2 separate regions of the Mus musculus genome follow, and region 1 is linked to region 2. A link is a contact called in ENCODE Hi-C or POLR2A ChIA-PET data. All regions are on one chromosome and are shown on one strand. The core of a region is the stretch at or near the end of the contact, and the rest is flanking DNA. Distances in the headings are between cores, read along the strand shown.

What was found. A loop is a pair of places that touch in the nucleus more often than their neighbours do. ChIA-PET counts read pairs that join two places held with the same protein, here RNA polymerase II (POLR2A).
Region 1: a map of heart shows a loop between it and region 2 (5-fold over the local background). The contact joins the promoter of Capza1 here to the promoter of Mov10 in region 2. A Hi-C loop is called at or near these places in 6 of 37 maps with a recorded cell type or tissue (heart and left cerebral cortex). POLR2A ChIA-PET finds 5 or more read pairs at or near these places in 4 of 5 experiments (Patski and embryonic stem cell).

The regions. Positions count from the first base shown.
Region 1 is chr3:104,862,605-104,867,815 of GRCm38, reverse strand. It overlaps Capza1 (capping protein (actin filament) muscle Z-line, alpha 1), which reads left to right and starts at 3,311. Exons shown (of 10, transcript NM_009797.3): 1 at 3,311-3,476. The coding sequence starts at 3,438. It overlaps St7l (suppression of tumorigenicity 7-like), which reads right to left and starts at 3,310. Exons shown (of 14, transcript NM_153091.3): 1 at 2,508-3,310. The coding sequence starts at 2,721.
Region 2 is chr3:104,814,473-104,820,352 of GRCm38, reverse strand. It overlaps Mov10 (Mov10 RISC complex RNA helicase), which reads left to right and starts at 2,048. Exons shown (of 20, transcript NM_008619.2): 1 at 2,048-2,417. The coding sequence starts at 2,281.

The sequences.
Region 1 (5,211 bases), core at 2,062-4,561, 46 kb before region 2:
CACAATGTCCTGGATAGCACTGCTTGTCTACTCTCCACTTTGTATGAATGCAAGTGGGAAGCACTGGCTTACTGTTGCTGCCCAGTACCATAGAGATCATAATGCTAGCTTGGGAAAAGATCAAAATCCAAAAGTTCTATGGAATGCAGACAGCTTTCCCACTATTGCAAAGCTCAAAAATTCTAAGCTGACTGCCCTAAGTCAGTAACTGTCAACATTAATACCTAAAGTGAAATTAATTTGAAAAAGTTCTTAAAACAAAAGTGGGGGCTGGCAAGATGGCTCAGGGGTTAAGAGCATTGACTGCTCTTCCTAAGGTCCTGAGTTCAAATCCTAGCAACCACATGGTGACTCACAACCACCCATAATGAGATTTGACGCCCTCTTCTGGTGTATCAGAAGACAACTACAGTGTACTATATATAATAATAAATAAATATTTGGGCTGGAGCAAGCAGAGACTGAGAGAGTGGAGTTGACCAGAGCGAGCAGTGGTCCTAAAAATTCAATTCCCAACAACCACATGAAGGCTCGCAACCATCTGTACAGCTAGAGTGTACACACATTAAAATTAATAAATTTTTAAAAAGTGACTTTAAGTTTCCATTGTCTGATATCTTAAGAATCTTCTCATGGATATAAAAGTGAGGTTTTACACTGTTGTTTAGTTAAATAAGAAGTAAATCAAGGGCTGGTGAGATGGCTCAATGGGTAAGAGCACCCGACTGCTCTTCCGAAGGTCCAAAGTTCAAATCCCAGCAACCACATGGTGGCTCACAACCATCTGTAATGAGATCTGACTCCCTCTTCTGGAGGGTCTGAAGACAGCTACAGTGTACTTACATATAATAAATAAATAAATCTTTAAAAAAAAAAAAAAGAAAAAGAAAAAAAAAAAAAAGAAGTAAATCAAAATGAGTGTGTACAGGGCCCTAGGGTCAATATCTAGGGTCAAAGAAAGAAAAAAGAAAATCAAGTCACAGTGAGATAATTTAGCCTGCTTTTCTGAAAATCTAAAATACAAGCTGTAAAAGTAAGTTAGACTAGAACTTCAGCAAATATATAAGAATAAAAAGCTAAATGCACTTTCACAACATGGTCTAAGATAGTCCAGACTGGTCTCAAACTTACTATGTAGCTGAGGCTGGCCTTTAACAACTGATATATCTGTACTGTACTTTCAGTAGCCCAAGTACTGGGATCACAAGCATGTGTCAGCATTCCTGGTTTAAAGCCAGGCTAGCTAGTATATGCCTCTAAATCCACCACTTAAGAAGTGGCTCAAGGGATCAGGATGTCTTGGCAACATCCTGGCCTCAAAGCAACAAGAAGAAGTAGAAAAATAAATGACAAACTCGATGAATAGCACTTTAATGAGCACACAAATTACCATTAAACACTTCACCAACCTATTACAGACAAATTAGACAGTATGTGGTACCAATACTCTAAAATACAAAAAGCATTTTAGAACATTATCCTATGGTCTTTCATGTCATCTCATGAGACAGAAAAGGGAGACCACTGCCTTCTCAAAGGACAGAAAAATTAACAGTGTCACCATCTAACAGAAATATTTCACCAGGCAGTGGTGGCACACAGCCTTTAATCCCAGCACTTGGGAGGCAGACGCAGGCGGATTTCTGAGTTCGAGGCCAGCCTGGTCTACAGAGTTCCAGGACAGCCAGGGCTACACAGAGAAACCCTGTCTCGAAAAACCAAAAAGAAGGAAATATTTCCATCTTCTTCTGAGGCTGCAGCAAAAAATACTGCAATAACGCCACAAAAGATCCAGGAGTCCATCTTTTCATCCTACCTACGGCCAGGGAATAGTATTTGCAGAATCCGCACAGGTCAACACTGCTTACAAGTTTTTATCTTTGGCCCAGGCTACATGACAAACATTGTACAACTGCCGAAGGAAAATATTAAACAAACCCACCGTTGTCTGCACTTCTCTCTCCTCTCCCTTTCCTAGACTATCTTATTACTCACAATAAAAATATTACGAAAAACGTCTCTTAACCGAACTGTCTTACAATAAAAGTATGGTCCACTAAAATCATAGCATTTTCTATCGTGTATGACAGATGTGCTTATCTTGCTTTTCTGGGTGTGAGTTCTTTTAAGTTAGGCAGCTGGGAAACTCTGAGGTACGACTTTTCAAGGGGCCCTGCAAACGATAGGAATGTCTATAAACTGTGTGTACACATCTGGGAATGCTCTCTTCTGTCCTACTACCTGGAGCTTGCAGCGTGTCAGGTAGCTTTTCCTGTGGTAGCGTAGACAGAATAGAGAGGGCGAACCTTCAGCGATCTAGGGAGGGGCCGGGAAACTGCAGCACGGTTCTAACAATCAGCTGCCGGGTGGAGGTGGCCCAAGCGACAAAAATAAACCCACTGGAGCATGCAACACCAATTTCCTTCTGCAAAGCCCTCCATGTCTCCCCGAGAATCTCTGATCTTTGGCACTTGTCCCCGACTGTCCGGGAGGTTTGGGCCTCTCACCCGCTGTCACGTTGTCACACAGCCTCAGCGGGACCCTCAGAGCGTAAAGCAGCCCCAGCCCCGCCAGGAACCACAGCGTGGACCCAGAGTTCGCCAACCCGGCCTTCAGCCGCTCTTTCCAGCCCAGCGGCGGGCCCAGGCCCAAGCCAGGAACAGGTGCATGGGGACACCCCACGGCCCGCGCGGCTTCCGCGAAGTAGTCTCCGTCCGCCATCTTGCGGCTCCGGCAGGCGCCGGGACCTGGGAGGGGAGAAGGGCCGGAAACCCGGAGTCGGGAATCCTGGGATAGTGGCGGACTTGAAGCTGGCCTCTGTCTAGGCTGAGTCCTGGGGAACTGGCTGGAGATCTGGAAGGTGGCGGAGCGCGGTGGCCGACTGAGGGGCTACCTAGTCCTCTAGGAGGGCGGGGAAGCATCTGATGGTGGCGCTTATTCTTCTGGAAACGGACTCAGTGTGGCGCCGGAGGGAAGTGGTTTTTCTTCCATACGTGGTTGAGGGTAACCTGTCGCCCTGTGCCGGGGTCGGAAAAGTACTGATGTCTCAAAGAGCCGAGCAGCTCTTAGTGCCCTGGACTCGGCGGCCCAGGAGACCAACCGGATCAGAAAAACTTAGAGGTGTAGCAACTGCTCCATGACCAGAGGGAGCCCAGACGCCACGCAAGAGTCGAGGCCCGCCACCAAGCACTCCAGGACGAATGGGAAAGTGACCGGAACTCAGGGAGAAAGATGTTAAGGCTGCAAAGCCCCGAGGGGCAAGCCGACTTCCTAGAGCGCCGACTCCAGGCTGTCACACCCGCGCGGAACTGACATGGCGCCCTCTTGGCCTGAGCTTCCGGGCGGCTCCTTCCGACGGCCCCTCGGTGATTCCGCCACTCAGCTTCCTTCCCGGCCTGCCTCGCGCCGGCCCGCCGGGCTGGGCCAGAGCAGCCAAGATGGCCGACTTTGAGGATCGGGTGTCGGATGAAGAGAAGGTAAGGGGTCCGCCTCTCTCTTTTACTTCCTTCCTCGACGGGGCCCAGGGGTCCGAGCCGGCAGCAGTGAGAAACCTGGCGGTGCCCCCAGGAAGAAGAAGGTTGTTTCCCGGTGCTGGCATAGTCCCTCTGGCCCCGGGACGCTTCCTTCCTTAAAGGAGCTTTCGTCTGCCTCACGGTGGCCCCAGTCCCCCAGTCCTCAACTCTTTTCATCCTGGACAGAGCACAACCTTCTTTCAAGAGGAGACACTTTGCCTGATTGACTTTTAACTCTAGACTCTTTTCTGTAATTATAAGAGAGGAGGTGAAGGTGATGTCGGGACGTGTCAGGCAGCAGTTATTTTACCGCTTTTGGCAGTTGGGGCTCACCCCATCCCCCCATTTATAGGTATGATTGGGGTTAGTTTAGAACGAGTCACTTCCTGATCAGAGTGGCCTCCTTAACTTCCCTTTTGCTCCTCCTTCCTCAGGAAGTGATTTTGCTGTCAGGACTCCTTGTCAGGGAGGGAGAGGTCCTCTGGTGGTGTCTGTCCACCGAAATACACACCCTCTCTCATCTTTTCTCTACTACTGACGATTAAACTAATTGGATAAAAATAAATCAGTAAACCTCAAGGGATTTGCTTAAGAATTTGACCAGCACCTTTATTCCTGCCTATGCTCTCTTGTGTGAACGTTTAGCCCCAAGGTGACTCCGTCCCTTCTGTCTTAATCTTAACTATAATTTTTTTCAAAGTCTTTTGTTTTGTTTTGTTTTTTTAACTTCCTGTTAAGCAGTGAGAAATAGCCAGACGACTTTTTTTTCAACTCCAGAAAGGTTAAATGGGTCGTAAATAAACCTCACATTTAACACATTCGGTTTGGATGAAACACCCAACCTTTTTTGATGACCTACTATGGTGCTTTATAGCTGGGTATGTCAAGAGTGTCGTTTGTGTACATAGATCTTTAAAAGTGTTTTAAATACCAGGGTGTATTCCAAATTTGATAGTATAACTTTTTCTGACAACGTACATTTGCTAAACTGTCCAAAAAGGAAAGTACTTAGTTCTTCCATAAACACAGACTCTTAGGGCTGCTACAAGTTAGAATGGTCTCATTAGCTAACTTAGGGACAAGAATATGTCTTTTGTTTCCTGCAGTGACTGTTACAAAGTATGTGCTCTCCAATGTTCTATAAAATCTGCCTGGGTTCTTCGAAAAAGAAATTGGAGATTGTTGACAGGGGAACAGACTATTTTTAATCACTTCTTCAAAAAGAATAATTTAACATACACCTGTGTATGAATGAGCCACTGTCTTTAAATGCTGAAAAGGGTGCTTACCACCTTTATAAACCACTTACCAGGATCCAGGGTGGCAGTTTGTTAGTAGAGTCTTAGCATGTGCAACATCCTGTGTTTGAACTTAAGCATTAGTAGGACAAAAACTAAAAAGCCACCAAATAACACTTTAGTGTTGATTCTCTTTTTTCTTTCTTTTTTTGTTTTTGTTTGTTTGTTTGTTTGTTTTCGAGACAGGGTTTCTCTGTATAGTCCTGACTGTCCTGGAACTCACTCTGTAGACCAGGCTGGCCTCGAACTCAGAAATCCGCCTGCCTCTGCCTCCCAAGTCCTGGGATTAAAGGCATGCGTCACCACGCCCGGCTAGAGTGAATGTTTTTATTCCTTTTCTTAAGACTGGGTCGGGTTTGGCTCATATAAACATCTCATTATACAGCCAAGAGTGACCCCAA
Region 2 (5,880 bases), core at 799-3,298:
GTATAGTGGTGCAGGCCTTTAAGTCCCAGTACTCCCTGAAGCAGAGGCAGGGCTGATGATCTCTTGAGTTCTAGGCCAGCCTGGTTTACAAAGTGAGTGCTAGGACAGCCAAGGCTGTTACACAAAGAAATCTTGTCTTAAAAAAAATCCCCCCTGAGAAGCTTAGAGTTTATTTCACATACAGTTACAGACTGCTGCTGCTGTTCACAATACCATCAACCTTACTTCTTGGAAGTCCAATTCTTAAGAGAAAGATGTAATGAAAGCTCCAGGAAATGACTGAGCTGAGGTGATTTTTGAGAGGGGGCAGGCATTCTAAAACCGAATGCATCAAAACAGTAACTTTCAAAGTAGAGCCTTCCAGAAGACAAGTAGAGATGTCACATTGTAACCAAAGCCACTCACCATTCAAAACTTACTCAAGTTTTTACATGGACTACTGTCTGTGTTTTGAGAATGTTCAGATAATCCAGAGAAAGGGCTGAGGTCCTCAGGTGACCAGATTTGCTGGTCTGAATTGTTAATGTGTGATAGTGTGAAGGGCACAATAAAAAAAAAAAGCCTTTTTAGTTCTTCAGTTAGTCATGTGTCTGGTTATTTTGAGTAAATTATGTCATTGGATTCTGGTTATCAAGTGTAGCCTTGGGTGCATTGGGATTCCTAACTAAGCTATTTCTGTATGTCTAAAAGGCACTTTTATTGTGCTCATCATAGGTGTATTTGTAGGATTTTGAAATGATAAAGAATAGCAATTTTGTTTTTGAGACTGTCCTGCTGTGTAACCCAAAGTGGCTCAGACTCTTAGTAGACCTTCCTCAGACTCTCAAGAAGTGGGATTACAGGCTTGGACCACTGTGCCCCAAAACAACAGTACTTTTTAGAAGTCTATTATCTTCTCTGAGCCTGCATCATATAAAGTGGATGGGAAGGTCTGGAGGTGTTAAGCATCTGGCTACTCCTAGTTTTTCCCTCGAGTTTACATCAATTTCTAGGACGTAAGATTTCCCTGTTCCTGTAGTCTCCATTCCTGACTGCATAGCATACTCTTGGCTTAGGAGTAGTTAACCAAGGGGGAACTTGACCCTGTTCAGGGCATTCCCTACCCTGGGTTAGACTGTTGCTGCCTATAAGGAACCTTGGAGAACAGTAACTTTGATACATGTGGAATTCTGGTAGATTAAGCCTTTCTCACTTTCTCATTGTAGTGTGTATGGGGTTTGTTTGTTTTGGGTTTTGTTTTTGTTTTTTAGTTTCATTCCAGGGGATAAATAGGTGCAGAAGGCTTGTTTTACATTTGTTGTTATAGTAGCCCCACCCCTTAGTTTGCCTAAGCATATTGGTCTACTTCTTTTCCTGGTACTAATGTTGTCAGTGTTAACCATTTATTGCCTAGCACGCCTGGCTCTCTAGGTGCTAATGTTTTTTTGACTGGCTGGGCAATCATGATTTACTGCCAATAAGTAGTGAAGAGTAACACAAACCGAGTGCCCAAATGCATAGCTCAAGAGCAAGAATCTCCAACCTTGAAGTATTATGAAGCCTGTGTGACCCAGAAAAGCAAGGACTGGGTCTTGGCAGAAGCTCTTGTCCCTCTCTCCCACACGCACACCCCTTTATCTATAGAGACACTTGCTCTCCCTCCATCCATTCCCCACACACACACACACACACACACAACTTTGACTTCTGCCTTCCTCTGTATCAGAAAGCCAGAGGAGGGAGGGAATGGGGGAGGGGGCGTGCCGCTCGCTTCCGTACTGGTTTATGTCCCTGGCAGTCTGGGGGAGGTGCTGGACGAGCGGCCCCAGTCCAGCTGCAGCCGACCCATGTCCGGGGCTCTGCCCTTTGCTCTGCAGCTTTTCTATGTCCCGAGGCTCTGGAGAGTGGGCGTGGGAGTAGCCCTAGCTGAGGCTCCAAGGTCCTCCGGGCTGTTTAGGGGGCCCCAGGCGATATCCACGTTCGGATCCTGGCTCGCTGCCAGGGGAGGGAGCTCGGGGTAAGGGGAGGGCCCTGAGGGAGGGGTCAGACTCCTTAGGAAAGAGTTAATGTGAAGGGGGGGAGGGGATAGGACGAAGAGACCGAAAGGAAGGCTCAGGTAGGAGAAGGACGGAGGAGGGGAGGCAGTCGGGGAGAAGGTGGCTGGCCGGAGCAGACGTCAGAGGTAGGGGGCTTTTCCCCTTTGCACCCTCACCCCAGACCAGCCAACTCTAAACCGCGGCGGCGACTTTCAGTTTCATTTCCGCGGACCCTCCTGCCTGGGCCGCAGCCGCCGCCGCCGCGATGCCTAGCAAGTTCAGCTGCCGAAAGCTCCGGGAGACCGGCCAGAGGTTCGAGAGTTTTCTGGCCGAACGTGGACTGGACCTGGAGACAGATCGTGAGCGGCTGCGGACGATTTACAACCACGACTTCAAGCCCAGGTACGGGCCGGCCCACCACGGGCCCCAAGACGCGGGGCCAGCGCCCCGGGTGGTGGGGCCACCTTCCCGCCGCGGGTGCACAGGGATGCAGCCCGGGGCCGATCAGGCCGGTCCGGTCCTGGCAGACCTACTCCGTCGTCTGCCCACGCCCAGCCAGCGCCACCCGTAGCCCGCCCGCTCTGCACAGCCCAGCCCGGCGGGGAGGGGTCGGTGCCCACGCGCGGCTCGCGGTGGTCGGGGCTCGATGGTGGGGGAGGGGAGTCCCACAGGGAAGGCGCTGCAGGCGCGGGCCAAGCGGGGATCCCCGCCCCCTTGTTAAGGGAGGACTGCCTGCAGGGTCCACGCTGCGGGAGAGCTGAAGAGGCCCAGGGTAGGCGGGAGAATCTCGGGGAGCTTTAGGGAGAAAAGAACACAAACTGCGTAGGCAATCAAACCTCCCTTAGCACCTGTGGCTTCTCCATGGAGACTCGGGGCCAGGGACAGCCTCCTAGAGGCCCCTTTTCCCTATGGCTGAAGATATTTGGTTTCCTTTTCCTGTTACCACCCAAGTAAAAAAATCAAAGAGACTTCTGTCAAACCATAGACGAACACCTCTAGCAACAGGCTGCTGCTATGGATGGAAGCCGGAGAAGCAATTTAGCTGGGATGAGTGTAAAGAGGTGCACTAGTAAGCAGGGGAATGGGATTGGGCCTTAACAGATTTTGAGAGATTTGCCTTGCAACTGACCAAAATGCTAGTATGGGTGAGATATGGCTGCTGTTACGTGATTTGGGGCGAGTTTTAGACGGAATTAATAATGATAGTGTAGCTTGAGGCTAGGGGAGAAGGTAGGAGTCCGCGTTAACCAGAATATTACTGTTATTCATGAACATGTCTTAAAAGGAACATTAAAAGGGTTGAGTGGCTTCTTGAAATAGAGGCAAAGACCTGTATTATGCTCTACCCTGTGCTGGGTACTGTGGGAACACACAGATGAAAACTATGCAGTACGCAAGGTATGATATGCATACAGCATAGTCTATAGTATGCCATACAACAGGCTGAAATGACGCCTGGGATGGTAAGGAAAATGCTGAAGGAAGGTAAAGAGCACTTAGCACAGGATGGATAGTCAACAAGTCTCCACCCATGTGTTCACCTATGTCCACAAAGTGCAGTGTGGCTCTGATCACAAGTCCAGTACTTTGGAAGTAGGGAAAAAAGAGTGCCTAACTCCAAATACAACGGATTGCTAGGGACTTAAAGCAGATGTCTGGGTGTTGTTTACTGAATGGAAACATCATACATCAAGAGCAATTCTTGCTATAAACAGACCAGAAGGTTACATATGGAAAGTGGAGGGTGTGGAACTTGATCAGATCATCTGAGCGGTAAAGTTTCTCACTAAGCTAATTTATCAGGGCTATCATTTATTCTAGTCAAGTTTATAACCATACAGGTTGGCCTCAAACTTTCAAACTTAAATGGGTCTCCGGCCTCAGGTTCCCAAGTGTACATGTGTGTACTATATGTGTGTACATGTGTGCACTATATATAAGTGCCCACCAAGGCCAGAAGAGGGCATCGGCTTCCCCGGAGCTGGAGTTCCATGCAGTCTTGAGCTGTTGACCATGCTTGGGCATCTAACTTGGTTACTCCAGAATCCAGCTCTGGGCACTGAGCCATCATCCCTCCAACCCTGGTTTACTTTTGAGATGGGATTTCACGTAATCCGGGCAACACTTGAAGTTACTACGTTGCCAAGGTTGACCTTGAACATCTGATTTTTTACTTCCACTCTCCCGTGCTAGAATTACACCCCACCCACCGCCATTGGCTTTGCTCCTAGTTTTTCAATTTATTTTGCAGTGCTAGAGCTTGAACCCAGGGCCTTGCACTTGCTAGGCCAGCAAACAGCCCGCCCCTGAGCAGCATCTGTAGCCCTAAGGTAACATTTGCCTGAATGCTCTTGTATTTTACCCAAATAAAACTGGGAGACTGGCCTTGGCCTTGAATGACAGATAAGAGTTTTAGTGCACAGGGAGGATATCTTTTCCTAAAAAATTAGCTTTGCACATGACAATTAAAAGATGCAAATTTTAAGTTTCTATTTGTGCTTCTTACTATCAAATGTCTGTATTGGTTTAAAGTCTTTGACTACAACCTAGAGTGTTGGGCATATATCCTGTCATGAGACCTAGTCAACAAAACTGAGGAATGTCTGACTGAGATGCCTTAGAGACAGTCAGTGAGTAGATTGTTCCCAGAGTCTTCCAAAAAGCAGAAGTAGTAGGTGTTACCTCTCAGCTCTCTAGACTTCCCAGCTAGGACTGAGATTTCCACTTGAATAGTGTTCTCTGCTTCCCCACCCCTTTTAATAGGGTCTTTTGTATCCTTAACTGACCTTGGTGGCCTTAAGCTCCCGCCTTCTGATCTCCAGTACTGGGTGGGGTTCTACCTATGAGAGCTTTGTATGTGCTAGAAGAACACTCTGCTATGTACTACTATTCTGTGAGAGCGTGTGTGTGTGTGTGTGTGTGTGTGTGTGTGTGTGTGTGTGTGTGTGTGTGTGTGTGTGTGTTGGACTTGGGCCATCAGGTTTAATGCCAGTTCCATTCCCCCTTCAGCCATCTCATCTGATCTACTCTGTTCTTTAAACTCAGACCGTGATTATTTGCTTCTTCCTCTAGATTTTCATGGCTTGCTCTTTCTACATTGGGTGTAGCCTATTTCCAACTAGATGACACTGTGCGTCTCAATAGAACTCCATCCCTGCACCACACATTCAAGTCCCCTGCTTTGAAAGTTCTGTATGTCTAGGCTCTCAGTCCACAACCTACAGTTTATAAGTAGTAGATGCCCAGTAAGTGCTTGCAGAATCCAATTGAATTCCAAGAAAATGGGCTATAGTGAGCACAAGTCACCCCTCTCTGGAGCTTCCTGCTAGGGAGAATAGGTCTTTATATTGAATGAACAGGAGGCAGGAGCTGGAGCCCACAGGAGGTGATGGAAGGAAATGGTTTTGCTTTGTTGGTCTCCCCACTCCCATCCCTCACCCTTTGGTAGGGTAGGGTGGTGAAACTAGGCCCTGCTAGGCTGGCCTGAAACTCATCCTTTTTGGTTTTTTGAGACACAGTTTCTCTGTATAGCCCTGCTGACTGTCCTGGAACTCACTCTGTAGACCAGGCTAGCTTCGAACTCAGAAATCCACCAGCCTCTGCCTCCCAAGTACTGGGATTAAAGGCGTGTGCCACCACTGTCCAGCCTGAAACTCATTCTGTAACCCAGATTGGCCTAAATTTTGAGACAATTCTTTTGCCTCAACCTCTTGAGTACTACTGCGATTACAGATGGAAGCCTTCTTTTCAAAATAGAAGATTGACAGCGTGATCTAGTAGATCATGCCTATAATACCACATTTAATGGTTAGGGAGCAGAATGATCAGGAATTTAAGGTTTCCATTGGCATATAGGAAGTTTTAA